Regions from separate parts of the Homo sapiens genome. Here region 2 is linked to region 1. The links are chromatin loops, found by intact Hi-C in ENCODE. Cell type or tissue: CD4-positive, alpha-beta T cell. All regions are shown on one strand.

The links. Hi-C counts contacts between places; a loop is a spot of excess contacts. Peaks named below come from ENCODE experiments on the same cell type or tissue, not always from the same donor. Only the 100,000 strongest peaks of a DNase experiment are listed, where the experiment ranks them.
Region 2: it touches region 1 in a loop (5-fold over the local background); 2 of 110 quality-filtered maps call a loop at or near these places.

What each region holds. Positions count from the first base shown.
Region 1 is chrY:21,245,404-21,253,403 of GRCh38, reverse strand. It overlaps LOC107987346 (a long non-coding RNA gene), which reads right to left. Exons shown (of 4, transcript XR_007068467.1): 3 at 2,696-2,854; 4 at 30-281. LOC107987347 (a long non-coding RNA gene) reads left to right here. Exons shown (of 3, transcript XR_001756079.2): 3 at 4,254-5,339. Among named protein-coding and RNA genes, the nearest start is that of PRORY, 200 kb to the left of the region's middle. In CD4-positive, alpha-beta T cell, no CTCF peak of the experiment used is centred here; a DNase peak (open chromatin) is centred at 3,693; H3K4me3 peaks cover 2,139 bases; H3K27ac peaks cover 3,426 bases.
Region 2 is chrY:21,132,888-21,140,887 of GRCh38, reverse strand. LOC105377225 (a long non-coding RNA gene) reads right to left here and starts at 2,255. Exons shown (of 7, transcript XR_007068465.1): 1 at 2,020-2,255. In CD4-positive, alpha-beta T cell, no CTCF peak of the experiment used is centred here; no DNase peak of the experiment used is centred here; H3K4me3 peaks cover 3,031 bases.

The DNA.
Region 1 (8,000 bases):
ATATATATATATATAGTAAGGTCATGGAATTAACCCAAGTTTCCATCAAAGTATGATTGAATTGAAAATATGAAAATGTGGTGTCTATACATGATTTAATACTGCATAACCATAAATATTTACAATAATGTTACAGTTTTTGCAATCACATCCACAGAGCTAAAAACAATTATCTTTAGTAAAATAACTCAAAATCAGAAAATCACTTACCATATGTTTTTACATGTAAGTGGAAGGTGAACGATGAGTACACATGGCCATATAGAGGGATATAATAAACACTAGAGACATCAAAAAAGGAGAGTACAGAAGGAAAGTGGGAGTTAAAAAGTATTCAAAACAACATTTAGTAATTGAGTGATGGGCACACTAAAGGCCAAAACTCAATAGTACACAACATACCCATGTAACACACCTGCATGTATACTCTATTCTCTGAACTTAGCAAAAATTAAATAAATAAATAACATATAAAATGCAGAGTTAATAAATGCATACCCAGATACATTTTGTCAATAAAGAATCACATTGGATGCTTAACAATTAAAATCCATCAACACCTCAAGGCTTACATACCTTCCAAAAGAGTCACGTACCTAAATAATTTATAACAAATTAGTTATAAAACCAATAAATGCAATGCAGAATAAGAATATAATAAGGAACAGTATAATCATAGCTTATACAACAAACATTTTCAAAAAATATAACATTTATTATTAAAAGTAAATAAACTAGAAATGAAAGGAAAATTTCCTCTCTCATAGAGAGCACTATAATTCACAGGTATTCTTTTCTTCAGTAGTGCTAAGTGGAAGCTTACTTTTAAATAAGATGTGGAATGAGGATGCGTTGTTTTTTTTACTTTCACTTAACTTTGCCTTGGAACTTCTAGCCTAAGTCATTAGAAAAAAATGTAAAAAGTAATATAAATTACGTTCATATAAATTTTGCATATTTTAATGCATAGATACAAGTATTAAAAATCAACACCTAAATGAAATGTTTCTAAACTCTAGTAATCTACAATATGGAAACAAAACTATAGAGATAATTTTATTTAGAATAACACAAAAATAATAAAATCAATATTAAAAATGTATACATGTTGTGATAATTGTATACTAAAAGTACAAAATATTATATGAAGTATAAAAAAGAACTAAATGTAGAACAATGTATTTGGATCCCAAATTCTAAGATTTAACATGTTTAAAGTGCAAATCTTTTTTCAAATTTATTTGCAAACTTAATATTTTTCTAGCATATTGCTGTACTTTTCTGTGCAGAATTGAAAATTTTTATTTTAAATTTTATATAAATCTGTCAATCTCTAATTTGTTTCTCCATTGCAGAACTAAAAAATTATCTTATAAAATTTATATTGATGTCTGGTTAGCCAAAATTGTTGAGAAGAAAAGAAACTCTTGTTCATATTTCTTTACTGCTAATATTACTAAGTATTACTAAATAACTACAATTATTTAAATGAAGAACTACTCAAAGTGTGTACACAAAGAAATATGTAGTTGAATGAAAAATTAACAAATAAATAAACTCATATATTTCTGATACATTGACATTGTCAGTGGATAATTCTGTTAAGACAATTTAATAAGACAAGAATTACAGGGAGATCTGACAAGATGGCCACATAGGAACAGCTCCAGTTTGCTGCTTCCATTGAGACCAATGCAGAAAGTGAATGGATAATCTCTACATTTACAAAGGAGGTACCCAGTTAATCTCATTGGGAATGTTTAGGCAGTGGGCGAAGCCTATGGACAGTGAGCAGAAAGCAAGAGAGGGCATTATCTCACCAGAGAAGTACAAGAAGCCAGGAACCAATCTCTGCCCTACCAAGGAAGCCATGAAACACTGTGCTACCTGGCCCAGATACTACAGTTTTCCCATGGGATCTTCAATCTAGAGAGCAGAAAATTCCCTTGTGTGCTTACACCACCAGGGCCCTCGGTTTCAAGCATAAAACTGGGTGGCTGTAGACACCAAGCTAGCTTCAGCTTTTTTGTTTTTGTTGTTGCTGTTTGTTTGTCTGTCTGTTTGTTTTTCCCAGTGGAACCTGGAACCCCAGTGAGAGAACCATTTACTCCCCTGGAAAGAGGGCTAAAGCCAGAGAGCCAAGTGGTCTTGCTCAGTGGGTCCCACTCCCATGGAGTCAGCACCCTAAGAACCACTGGCTTGAAATTCTTGCTGCCAACAGAGCAGCATGAAGTCAACCTGGGATGATCAGGCTTGGTTGGGGAAGAGGCATCCACCATTACTGAGGATGGAGTAGACAGTTTTCCCCTGACAGTGCTAAGGAGGCTAGGAAGTTCATACTGGGCAGAATTCACCAAAGCATGTCAAAGCGGCTGTGGCCAGACTGACTCTCTAGATTCCTCCTCACTAGGGAGGGCATCTCTGAAAGAAAGGCAGTAGCCCCATTCAAGGGATTATAGACAAACTCCCATCTCCGTGGAAAAAGAGCACATGGGGAAAGGGCTGGCTATGTGCCCAGCAACAGCATACTTAAATATTCTTGCCTGCCATCTCTGAAGAGAGCAGCATCTGTCAAGAAGGATTCTCCCAGCACAGTGCTCCAGCTCTGCTAAGGGACAGACTACCTGCTCAAGTAGGTCCCTGACACCCATGACTCCTAACTGGGAGATACCACCAAACAGGAGTAGACAGACACCTTGTACAGGAGAGCTGTGGCTGGCATCAGGCCAGTGTCCCTCTGGGATGAAGCTTCCAGAGGAAGGAGCAGGTGGCAATCCTTTCTGTTCTGCAGCCTCCACTGGTGACACCCAGGCAAACAGGGTCTGGAGTGGACCTCCCGCAAACTGCAGCAGACCTGCAGAAGAGGGACCTGACCGTTAGAAAAAAACAAACAGAAAGAAACAATATCACCATCAACAAAAGGACCCCCACTAAAAAAACCTGTCCAAAGATCATCAGCCTCAAAGAGCAAAGGCAGATAAATCCATGAAGATAAGAAAAAAAAAACAAAAAACATGCTGAAAATTTAAGGAACCAGAATACCTCATCTTCTCCAAATGATTGAAATTCCTCTCCAGCAAGGGCAGAAAACTGGATGGGGAATGAGTTTCATGAGTTGATAGAAGTAGACTTCAGAAGGTGGGTAATAAAAAACTCCTCTGAATTAAAGGAACATGTGCTAACCCAATGCAAGAAAGCTAAGAACCTTTATAAAAGGTGACAGAAATTGCTAACTAGAATACCCAGTTTAGAGAAGAATATAAATGACCTGAAGGAGCTGAAAAACAGTGCTAAAACCTTTGTGAAGCATACACAAGTATCAATATCCAGATTAATCAGGTGGAAGAAAGGATATTAGAGGTTGAAGAAGAGCTTACTGAAATAAAACATGAAGACAAGGTTAGAGAAAAGAAAAGGAATGTGAAGTAGAAAATTAAAAGAAAATTAAAGCTTGCTTAAAAATTGTTGTTAGAGTTAGGATGGAATAGGCCTCAAATAGCCCCCTTCCAAAGTACGAGTTAAGAAAGAATACTAACTACTTCTCTGTGAAATATTAACCATATCTACCCTCTGCATATTTTGTAAGTTCTCTAAGTTTCTGTTTTACTGCTGAACAGCTGAAAGGTCACAAGATAGATAACCACTAGCTGTAAAACATGTTTTATCAAAGATGTAAGACGTGTCACAGATGATTAACTGCTTTTGTTCTCGCTTCTGTAAGCCTGCTTCCTGCCTCATGTACTGCCTGCCTTAAGATGCATAAAAGGCCGGGAGCAGTGGCTCATGCCTATAATCCCAGCACTTTGAGAGGCCGAGGCAGGCAGATCACGAGGTCAGGAGATCAAGACCATCCTGGCTAACAAGGTGAAACCCCGTCTCTACTAAAAATACAAAAACTTAGCCAGGCATGGTGGCAGGCACCTGTAGTCCCAGCCACTCAGGAGGCTGAGGCAGGAGAATGGTGTGAACCCGGGAGGTGGAACTTGCAGTGAGCTGAGATCACACCACTGCACCCCAGCCAGGGTGACAGAGTGAGACTCTGCGTCAAAAAACAAAAACTGCATAAAAGATACTTGCCTTGTTTGTTTGGTGCTCAGACTTTCTGGACACTAGTCCACTGAGCCAGTGTATACCTTAAATAATAAATCGTCCTTTGACCCCATCAGTCTCTCCAGTCTCTGATTTCCTGTAACATTTTCTAGGGGCTCATCCAGGATTGGAGATGGCAAATGTTCTGTCTCCTTTGCCCATAGGACTGGAGCCCAAGAGCAGGGGATACCTGAAATCCTAGGCACTGACAGGAGAACTTCAGACTGGAGAGGAGACCAGCTCTCCTGCATCCCGGTGCCCTTCCCTAACAGCACAATGGAACTGGCAAAGGGGCTACAGGACAATTCCAGGAGCTGCGTGCATTCTTCAAAAACGTGGTAAGGCCTGAAGCCCCAAGTCAAGACCCATCCCATAAGGATGAAACGGGGGCCTAATCACTTCCCAGGGTGTGACTACTCGTCTAACACAGAGGGGCTGAGGAAAGTGGGAGTGACCTGCCAGTTTGGATGAAACTTACAACCTAACTGTCACAGCACATGAAAGAGGCTCACTAAGTCAGTTTAGGAAAATAAAAACTGAAACTAGACGTAGCAAGAATGAGTTGCCACCCTAATTAAAAAACGTGAACTGGGAGTGAAGAGGCATGTGAAAGCACATTAAAGAGACAGTTCTGGGAAGGGCCAACATGGGGCATGACAGGTGAAGGCACAGATCTCTTAATGTGGACTGTGGGCTCTGGAGCCAGTGTGTGGCTGACCAGATCTAGAGCGATCTGTATAAGGCTGACAGGAGCTGCCCTACAGCTGCAGCAGCTGCAGTGGGAATACGATACTGTCCTAGCTAAGCAGTGCATGAAATTCCCGTAATAGGAACCAGTCTGATCAGTCTGTAACAAAAGGTAGAGTGAGTGTGTGTCATAAAAGGAGGAATGGGAGGAAAATCATCAAAAGCTTCTCCATTGGAGTGCATGTTAAATAATTCTGGGAAACGCTTTGGAGGAGATTATGGGGTAAAACTGACCCCCCAAAGGTTGAGAACTCTCTGTGAATTAGACTGGCCTTCTTTTAATGTTGTGTGGCCTGCCAAAGACACAATAGATAGGGAAGAAATTGGCCATGTGTTTAAGGAAGTGACAGGGGTTGGAGAACAGCCTGGGAATCTAGATCAGTTCCCATATATTGATTCCTGGTTGAACATGGTTCTAACACATCCCAAATGGATACAACCTTATTTGACAAGTTATTGTAAGTCTCTGGTAGCCTGAGCTATACCTAAGGAAGTTGAGAAGTCTATCTCAATAGGAGCCTCAGAGGAGAAGAAAAAGCAACAGAGTAGTCAGGAAAAAACAGTCTTCCAAACGCTTTCCAAGGAAAGAAAGTTTCCTCCTTCTTATGCTCCAATACACCCATCCTTGTCAGGGCTAAGACAAGGCAGAAAGCAAATGGCCCTCGAGGAATCAGGCTCAGAGAAAAGTGAGTCTCAAGCAGCATAACCCCATGGAGGGGATCCTGAGCCCCTGCCCATAAAAACCAAAGAGGAAAGGCAGGATTAAACAGCAAGCCACTTCTGGTCAGGCTGCACCCAAGCCTTGCAAATGCTCTTCCATGAGACTCGAGCACAGACGTATTATTATGAACAAGGCCGGGTCCGGGGTGGGCAGTGAATTTTTGTCTACCAGCCTTTCTCCATCACAGACCACCTAAATGGGGAACAGCATACTCCATCCTATACAGAGAAGCCCCAGTCTGTAATAGACCTGTTGCGGTCCATTTTTCTGACTCGCAATTCTACCTGGCCAGACTGCCAGCAGCTCCTTCTGACATGGTTCAATACAAAGGAGCATCAGAGGGTGTCCAAAGAGGCCCTCCAGTGGATAGAGAACAATGCACCTGATGGCACACATGATGTCTGGTGGTATGCCCAGGAACAGTTCTCAGAGACAGACCCAAATTGGAACCCAAATGAGGCAAAAGAGCAGCTCTGCCTGCAGAGATATCAGGAAGCACTCTTAAATGGGATAAAAGCTGAAGGGAAAAAGGCAATGAACATAGGAAAAATTTCAGAGGTCCTTAAAAAGGCTGATGAGAGCCCAAGTCAGTCCTATGAGAGTCTCTGTGAGGCATACCAGCTCTATAGCCCATTTGACCCCGAGGCTACAGAGAGAATCAGTGCATGGTGAATATGTCATTTGTTAGTCAGGCACAGGCAGACATTAAACAAAAGCTTTGGGATCTTGAAGGTTTTGCAGGCATGAATGCCACCCAGCTAATAGAAGTATCCACCAAAGTATGTGTTAACCACGATCAGGAGGAAAGGAAGGAGGCTAAGCAGATGATTAAGAAAAAGGCCGAGCTACTGGTGGCAGCCGTTGTTGAAATAGAAACTAGCATTGTAAGGGGACAAGGATGTGGTCATGGTCATGGTTATGAAGAGGTCAAAGTGGCCCGGATTTGAAGGCCAGAGAAGGCTGGAGAGGGATTAGTGTGCATTACGCAAAAAGAAAGCACATTGGAAGGATGAATGTCCAGAGAAGGATAAGGGCAATATCTGTGACCAGGGAGCTTGGCCAGAGCTACCAGCTGTAAGTCATTGTGTTCTGAAACCGGATGCCAACTTGATCAGCCTGGCAGAGACTGTGGAGGACTGAGACAGACTGTTTCTCCATCTCTTTGGGCCACCAGGAGCCTATGGTCACAGTGGAGAGAGGGGACCAATGGATGGACTTTATGGTAGATACCAGAGCTAAACACTGAGTAGTTACCCAACCCATAGGGCTACTATCTAAGAATTATACCACTATTTTCAGGGGATCTGGAGTTTCAGAAAAAGGCCTTTTTGCTGGTCAAGGGGTTGCATTATTGGAGGATGAGAAGTCCACCATGAGTTTCTATACCTTACAAATTGTCAAGTTTCTTTGCTAGGGAAAAACTTGCTCCAAATACTACAGGCACACATTTCCTTTGCACCACAAGGAAATATGTATTTAAACTTACGTCAACCAAAAGCTATGGTGTTAACCCTCACACTGCCAAAAGCTGAGGAATGGAGGCTATATGCACAAGTACCACTTAAGCAAGGACTGCTAGGACCTCTTGAGAAGTATGGGCTAGTTACCAAAATACCTAGAGTATGGGCGGAAAACAATCCACCTGGATTGGCTGTAAATCAGGCACCAGTCTTAGTAGAGTTAAAACCAGGAGCCACCCTGGTATGAGTTTGTCAGTAACTGATTTTCATATAAGCCATCCAAGGTGTTCAAAAGCATATAGACTGGCTTTTCAAGAATAGAATCATAGTTAAATGCAGATAAGTTTGGACCACTCCTCTGTTGCCAGTATGAAAGCCATCTGGGGAATATGGGCCAGTGCAGGATTTGCGTGCCATAAACCAGGTCACAGAGACAATCTATCCAGTAGTGCCCAACCCATACACCTTGTTAGGACAAATACCAGCTAGTGCAGCCTGGTTTATTTTCTTCTACCTAAAGGATGCATTCTTTTGTCTCCAGCTGGTGCCAGTGAGCTGACCTATCTTTGCATTTCATTGGGGAGAAACACAGTATACTTGGACAAGGCTCCCACGAGGGTTTAAGAACTCCCCTACAATCTTTGGAGAAGTGCTAGCATCAGATCTCAGGAGCTTTCATTCCACCTAATGACAAATGCTTCTGACTGCAGTTCATAGATAACCTCCTATTTATGGTCCCCACTCAGGTGGATTGCCTTCAGGGCACTGAGAAACTCCTCCACCTTTTGTGGAAGGCCAAATATAAAGTATCCAAGAAAAAGGCACACATCTGTTCAGAAGGAGTCATATATCTAGGTTTTGAAATAAGTGAAGGGAAATGTGAGCTTGGCAGTGAGCGAAAGCGGACTGTTTGTGCAGTACCATCCCAACCACTGGGTGCCAAATAAGGGAATTCCTAGGAGCAGCAGGTTTCTGCCACATCT
Region 2 (8,000 bases), 110 kb after region 1:
TCCCTTAGATTTTTTCCTTTCAAGATTTTTAGACTGGCTATAGGAGTTACGCTGTTTATCTCCAAATGTTTCTGCTGCCTGCAAGACTGCCTGCTTTTCTGTAACAGTTAGGGTTTTGGCTTAAATGTAGCATAGCATCTCTCCATGTAACATGAAACATTTGGGTCAAATTTTGGAAAACCTCTCTATGTTTATTAGGGTCATCAGAGAACCTACCTAGTTCCCCCTTTATTTGTGTAAGTTCCTGCAATGAAAAGAAAACTTGAGGTGGTGATTAATAAGGGGCATTCTGAGATGGTTTCTTTAGAAATTGCTTTTCTAACTCTGCGGAATTATTCTCCATGGGACTACCTGCCATGACTGTTAAAAAAGCTGGGTTGATCTCATAATGCTTGTGAAGGTTTAGTAAAAAATGTCATGCTCTCGTGCAAAAGAAAATGGTCACCTTTTTCTTCAAAGTCATCGGGTCAAAGTAGTTCTAAAAGTTTCAGAGTGCACTCAGAGGGGTGCAGATTAAAGTTGGACTGTCACCTCTCTAGAAAAATAGACAAGAAAAGAGGCATCCCTCTGTCTCCTGCTTTTTTTCAGTGTGACCCAGGGAGGAGAAGAAGACAGTAGGAGTGTCCCACAGACTGTTATTTCTCCTTGGCTCCTGGGTCCCAGCATTGTGTTGAATATGCCACCAGTGGTTTCAAGTGTGACCTTCAAATGATGGTAGCAGAGGAGCTAAGCAATGGGGCAAGCCATGCTCACCCAAGTGGCTTTAGTCCTCTGATGGTGATTATTCTTTGACCTCGTAGACTTGGGTCTGGGTCACTCCTTGATGGATGGGTCTCAGGAAAGACTATGTGACAGTTGCATCTGGGCATCTGCTGGACTTCCCTCCTTAATGGAGGAAGTGTTTTAGTATTATCTTTGGTTTCCCTTGCTATGGCCCTAGTGAAACATTGAAACCCCAAAGAATGAGACTGATTCACTTTCAAACATAAAACCCATTTCTGGTGTAAATGCCAATGTAGCTGAATGTAGAACAGGTGCCTTAAAAGAACATATAAATGGAATGGCCGTCCTCTTACTGTTAAAGCTGGAGCTTTGCTGTTTTCAAATGGGGCATGAAGCCTAGTCTCTAATAGAGGGATATAAAAGGGAGATAACCAGAGTTTTTAGACAAAGGGCCAACAAGGCTCCCAGTGGGGAAAAATAAATCCCATTCCCCTACGTAGTGCTGTAGGGTCTGAAATATTAGGTAAAAACTGTGACTCCATCCTTTCAGGCAGAAGTTAGAAAAAGAGGTTTCAGTTTAATTGGCTGTTCCTATAATATTCCTCCCAGCACAAGAAAATTAACTTGTTTCATAAAGAATTGTTTAAATTTATTGGGCAATGCTGGGATTTTACATGGAGGGAAAAACCAACCCAAATGGGGAGGGAAAAACCAACCCAAATGTAGAGGGAAGAAACAATCCAAATGGAGAGAAAAGAGGATATTCACTTGGGGTGAAATATTTGACCATATAGTGTCATGAATGTCTATTATTGAGGGGTAGAAGAGACCTTACTAAGTGAATACTTAGACAGAAATCTTGAACTCCTCTGTCTCGAGGAAATCACAAAAACACAGTTTCTTGAAGTTACATTCCTGGTTACAAAAAAAGACACCAACTTACTCTACCAAGCAAGATTATATCTCTAGGCTGAAAAAACACCTGCAACATTGTATACAATGAAGAGATAGGTGACATAATAGCCATGGGAGAAAAGAAGGAAAATGTAAGAGGGAAGGTCCTTGTGCTGACACACTGGTGGGCTGTCAAGGATTGGAGTAGTCTTCAGATAACACTGAGGACCTTCAGATAACACTGAGGGTTAGTCCCAGCCAGAAATCTTGAATTTTCCTAGGACCTTCTTCCAATCCCACATGTTGGCTTAGGTCCTCTGTGAAAGGAAACTAGATTGGAATAGATGAGAAGACTCATAGATGAATGTAAATAGTTAAAGGTAAAAGTCGGCTCTTACTCACCCTTCTGATGAATTCCCTCCTTCCAAGCCAATGGATCAAAATATGTTGCATTCTTGCCAATGCACCTTAATTTGGAAGTTTCTTGTTGTCTGAAGAAGTACTCCAGGTTTTTTGTTCTTTATCCAAGACAAAAAAATTAAGAATTGTAAACACAAAGATAAAGTTGGAGTGAAAGTTTAATATGAAAAAAAAAAAAAAAAGCTCTCCACAGCAGAGAGGAGTCTGAGTGCATTGCTGGGTTACATCTGAATTCGAAAGCTTTTATAAGAAACTCCTCTCATGTCTGTAGCAGTTTGAGTAACTTCTCTTATCAGTAAACCTGTGTGTGCAACTCCCCTTATCTTATGTAGCTGTGGGTATGCCTCCAGGCAAGCACACAGTGCCACTTATTTTCCTTGTATAAAGTGGGTTGTTTTTGATAAGCCATCCTCAGCCCTGTGCATATTTCCACCACATATATGCCTGAAAGGGAGATACCTTTTTTTTTTCCCTAGGATTTCACTAATTATACAAATTGCTTATCTGTGTGCAGGTGCAGCCTGAGTTTTTCCAAAATGGTTCTTTTTTTCTTATCCCTCAATACCTATTGAAGCTCCCCAAATGAAGCAGTTAACATGCTAAATATGCAAGTCATGTTAGACTGGCTTTATGATGGCTGAGATATCCTCCCACCAAATATGCTTATTAACAAGTTCATGGTAAATTTCTGGGCTAAATGAGCCTCTTTTTACATGGGTGTCTCTCCCACAGAATCAAAGGACTTTTTAAAAAGCCTTATCAAATTTGCTATCCCTAACAGGTCATACAGATGCAACTTCCTGATGGGAACCCAAATCTTTTTCACCTGAAGAGTTAAAAAGATCTCGGGAGTAAAGAAAAAAAAAGTTGGGGGGAAGTTCCTAAGACCAGAATATAGTAACATATAGGTTAATATAATTACAAAACTTAACATATGTAAACAAGCTTTATGTAAGGTATTTGTAACCCTTTTACCTAACAGTCTTATGAAAATGGGTACTATATCGCCAGCTGTGGTGGCTCACACTTGTAATCCCAGCACTTTGGGAGTCTGAAGGGGGTGGATCATGAGGTCAAGAGGTCAAGACCAACTTTGCCAACAAGGTAAAACTCCGTCTCTACTAAAAATACAAAAATTAGTGGTCCCAGCTACTCGGGAGGCTGAGGCAGGAGAATTGCTTGAACCCGGGAGGCAGAGGTGGCACCACTGCACTCCAGCCTGGTGACAGAGTGAGACTTCATGTTAAAAACAAAACAAAACAAGGAAGTGGGTACTATAGCTAACTGGGGCATAATTCATCTGTCTAGTACTATAAACTGAAGACATATAAATATGTTCTCTTAGGAAATGTTAATTGGACATACTAAATGGAAACTAGTAAATTGCCTATGCCCACAAAATATAAAGTAAACACTTAAGTGTTAGTTGGGACAAATCCTCCAGTGTGTGTCCCTTTATGTGGAGCTTTTATCGTGGCTGAAGTAAGAAACTATGAGTACCTTTCAATGACAATGACTGAACTAGAGAATTTCTATTTGCTGGGGCATTTACTGCCTTTCTATGAAATATTAACTGAAGCTACCCATATGCTAATGGAAATAATGTTTCCCAAAAGAGTTCCATCATAAAATAAAAATGGTTAACATAAAATATTGCTACCTAACAGGCAGAGATCCTCTGTCCTAGGATGAATTGTGAGAAACTGCTACATTCTAGAGTGTCTAATAACTCTCAAACTCAGTTTCAGTGGGGCTGAAATCTTAAATCTCCTGATGAGCTTTGGGGCCAAAAAGCTGTGCACTTCTGCTCTGATTGTACTTTTTTGGCATCACTTAAATATTAAAACAGAGTTTGATTTACTGGAGCAGCATCTCATGCAGTCAAAAAGACAGAAAAATCATAGAAACAAAGAAAAATGTGTTCTTTAAGAAAAGCCAGACCGATGAAGAAAAAAAAAAGAGAGTCAAATTACTAAAATCAGAAATAAAGGGTGAAGAACATTCATGTCAGTCTTACACCAGGTCCTGTTGGGGGTGGGGCTGAGGGGAGGGAACTTTGAGGATGGGTCAATAAGTGCAGGAAAAACCACCGTGGCACACATATACCTACGTAAAAAACCTGTAATTTCTGCACAGGTTATTTTTAGAAGAAATAAAGAAAAACAAAAATTTTATAAACAGAAGAAAGAAGAAAGAAAGAAACGGAAAGAGAGAGAGAAAGAAAGAAACAAAGTTAGTTTATTTAAGGGGCATGTACTACGACCTTGCTCTGGGACAGTGACTAAAGCTACCTCTATGATGGAGGACATGAAGTAATTTTGACACTTGATCTTGACATCTGAGCTGGTTCCTAGGAAACGCTCTAATAAGGGAAGCAATACCCAAAAGATATGAAATACATGAAAAAGTGCAAATCTGTTATAAAGGATGATTCTACTGGTGGACTGCAAGGAGGAGATACTCATGAGCAGAGAGCCTGTTTTACCCTACACCTGACTCTAGAACAGTGAGGAGCTGCTGGATTCTACAGAGCCTGACAAAGAGCTATCAATTGACCAACAAAGAGCTGCTGGGTTTGTGGATGACAGTTACAAGGTGAATGAGCAACATGTATGGAGTCTTCTACTTTGATTAGAAAAAAAAAAGAAGAAAACAAGGTGGCTCAGGGAGCTGAACTGCATGCTGTTTTCCCACAATAATGAAAGAATTAACTCTGTTTTGAGTTTTCACTAACTAACTCATGGGTAATGGCTAGCCAATGCCCTGCTTGGTCACATGGTCAGGCAGAAGGACAATGACCAATTTAATTGGCCAATTAAAACAATGCCAGTATGGGGCATGGCCATGTAGAAATTACTATAGAAACTTCAGGGGTGCATAAAAGTAAGACAAGTGGATGCCCACACAAAGTGCCCCCTTCCATACTCAAAAAGTAAGACAGATGGATACACCCAGAAAAAGCCCCCTTCCAGAATGTGACTAGAATTGATAAGTAGATATCCCCATGTGTTCCCTTGAGGTGGTCACTTGCAGCCATGAAATGGATGTATATGGGGTTTCTGCAGCAGTGCAGATATGGGCCAAATCTAGATAAGTCCTCTTACATTGTCTCAGGCCATTAAGGCCAGTAAGAACCGCTATGCTTGTCAGCCAGCAAGACATATACTGCAGATGGCTCTGGAGCAGAGTTTCTGGTGAGAAAGCCCTGTACATGTCTGGCAAGCAATACCAAGACTGGTATTCTCAAAGGGGACAGAGAATAGAGGAGTAGACACTGAGTCTGGAGTGGGCTTCCATTACATGGGGGAAGATGCTAATTCTCAGAGTGCCACACAATAAATAGAACAGAAGATATTGCATGGATTTGGATGGCTGACTGTCATTTCTTTAGATCAAAAAACATTCTGTACAGCCCATAATATCCAACAATAGGCAGAGAGGTATCCTCCCCAGAGTAATGGTGTGATTAAAACTATTGTAAAATAGGCAATTAAAACACTGATTGTCTAAAATGGGTGGAGATGAAAGCATAAAGGACTGGCTTCCATGTCTTCCTAAGTGTGCTCTGACTTAACATGCATGGAATAAACAATGTGTCTTCACTAGAGTTTTCTATTTTCCAGATCGATCTGGGGATAAGTGGGTGACAGGGTTGTTAGCAGCACTGAATCCAGTGCGGCATTGAAACCATATGGGTCTACAGCAACTTCAGTTCTTGCCTCATCAGAAAAAAAGTATTTGTCTGAGGCACATAAGGCAGGGAAATAGACTGAGGCAAGTTCTAGTGCAGAAGTGAAAGTGTATTAAAAAGGTTTTCGATCAGGAAAGAAAGAGAGTAAAGTAGCTTGGAAAGGGCCAACCAGATGACTTGCTCTTAAGTCATCTTGAATCAAGTACCAGGTTTAACCTCTGACTTGCAGTCATATATGTTGGTATAATTCTGAGGTCTTGCATACTTTCTCTCCTTATTCTTCCTTTGTAGCAAGCTGTCTGCATGTGAAGTGCCCTGCTAGCACTTGGGAGGGGACACATTCTCAGTTTGTTTACTGAAGTTGTGTGAATGTGGTACATTCTTTCCTTACCAGTCAAGGGTTCCTAGAAGGTCATACACCAGTTACGTTCTGCTATTTTGCCTCTTACTGCACATGCTTGGGCACAGTGACCCAACTCCTGATATCTTACTTAGAAGCTATTAATCACAAGTTTTAGATGTTTTTATATTTTGGGAACCGACCTTGCTCTGACACTGGTAATGAGCAACTTTTATTATAGAGAGACAGTTTAGCAACTGCCTGACCATCACCTGATGGTCACCTGACAGAGATGGGGGTCTCTTCTGCCCTGTTCATGCCTGACTACCTACTTACTGTAACTGGAGGACCCTGATATGACCATGAAATTCTTGGCAAGGAAGAAGCACACTGGTGTAACTATTATTTTTTCTTTATTCCCCAAATCACTTCAAATTTTCTTTCTCCCCTGCCTGATGCAGTAGTCTTAGGATCAAGGCTGCAATGGCAAGTGCAGAAAGCATAAATAATATCCAAACAAGAAACCATAACTATATATTCAAATGTTACTTCAGAATTCCTAAGGGCCTATTGGGGGTGGGTTGTGTCTTCACTCTATTCAGGAAAAGTGGGTCTAATAGTAAATGCAGTTGTATTTTCTGGTGGAAAAAAAAACCCTATTCATTTCTATTTTTATGTAGATAACTTTATCTGAATGGGAGTGTATCTGAATGAGAGTGGACTGAGGAGAAGCTACTTGCTGGATTGGTATAGCTGCCTACAATCTAAACTAGAACAGGATTCTAAACTGAGGAAAATTTACCATCACCTCAAAAGAATTTCAGAGCAAGAGATAATGAGTCTTAGCTCATTTACACCAGATGCCTGCAAGAGTAAAGTTGTGTGTTTCCCAACATCACTCTTGCTTTAGAACCTGACAAGATTGAAAGGAAGCCTGAAACCTGAATGAACTCATCCTAGGAGACATTACTACAATATGATGGATCGAACTAATTATCAATGGTGAAATGTGACTGTAGTCATGTGGCCATATCTTTTGAGTTGTATGTTCATTTCATGTAAGGGATCCAAGTTTTAACATGGTGGGTGTATTAGTTCATTTTTATGCTGCCAATAAAGAGATACCCGAGACTGGGTAATTTACGAAATAAAGAGGTTAAATGCATTTACAGTTACACATGGCTGGGGAGGCCTCAAAATCACAGCAGAAGGCAAGGAGGAGCAAGTCACATCTTATGTGAATGGTGGCAGGCAAAAAAGAGAGCTTGTGTAGGGAAACTCCCCCTTATCCAACCATTAGATCTCATGAGACTTATTCACTATCATGAGAACGGCATGAGAAACACCTTCCCACATGGTTCAGTAACCTCCCACCAGGTACCTTTCACACATGGGAATTTGAGATGAGATTTGGTTGGGGACATCACCAAACCATATCAGAAGTGTTGAAGTGGGTGGTGGGATGGTGGAAAGGTGTGAAATATATATTGTGAAATATATATCATGAAATATATATTTGATCTTCCCCTCTATTTCCTGGCATATGATACCTTAATCCTTGGGATTTCCAATGTGCTGCAAAGTGCTTTCTTTTTTTATGTCAGCTAATGAACACTGATAGCTTTAGAATTGGGCTCATCACAAGAAAGACCAAAGCATGCTTAGAGGGTGGAAACATTCAGCCCCACACCCTAACCTGCAGCAAGGAGACAAGGGCTGAAGGTCAGTTTGACCACCAATGGCCAATGGCTTAATCAATCATCCCTAGTAATATAGTTTGAATACGTTTCCCCTACAAACCTCATGTTGAAATGGGATCTCTAATATTGGAGGTGGGGTCTTGTGGGAGGGGTTTGGGTCATGGGGGTGAATCTCTGGTAAATAGTTTGGCACCCTTCCCACACTAATATGTTCACATGAGATGCATTGTTA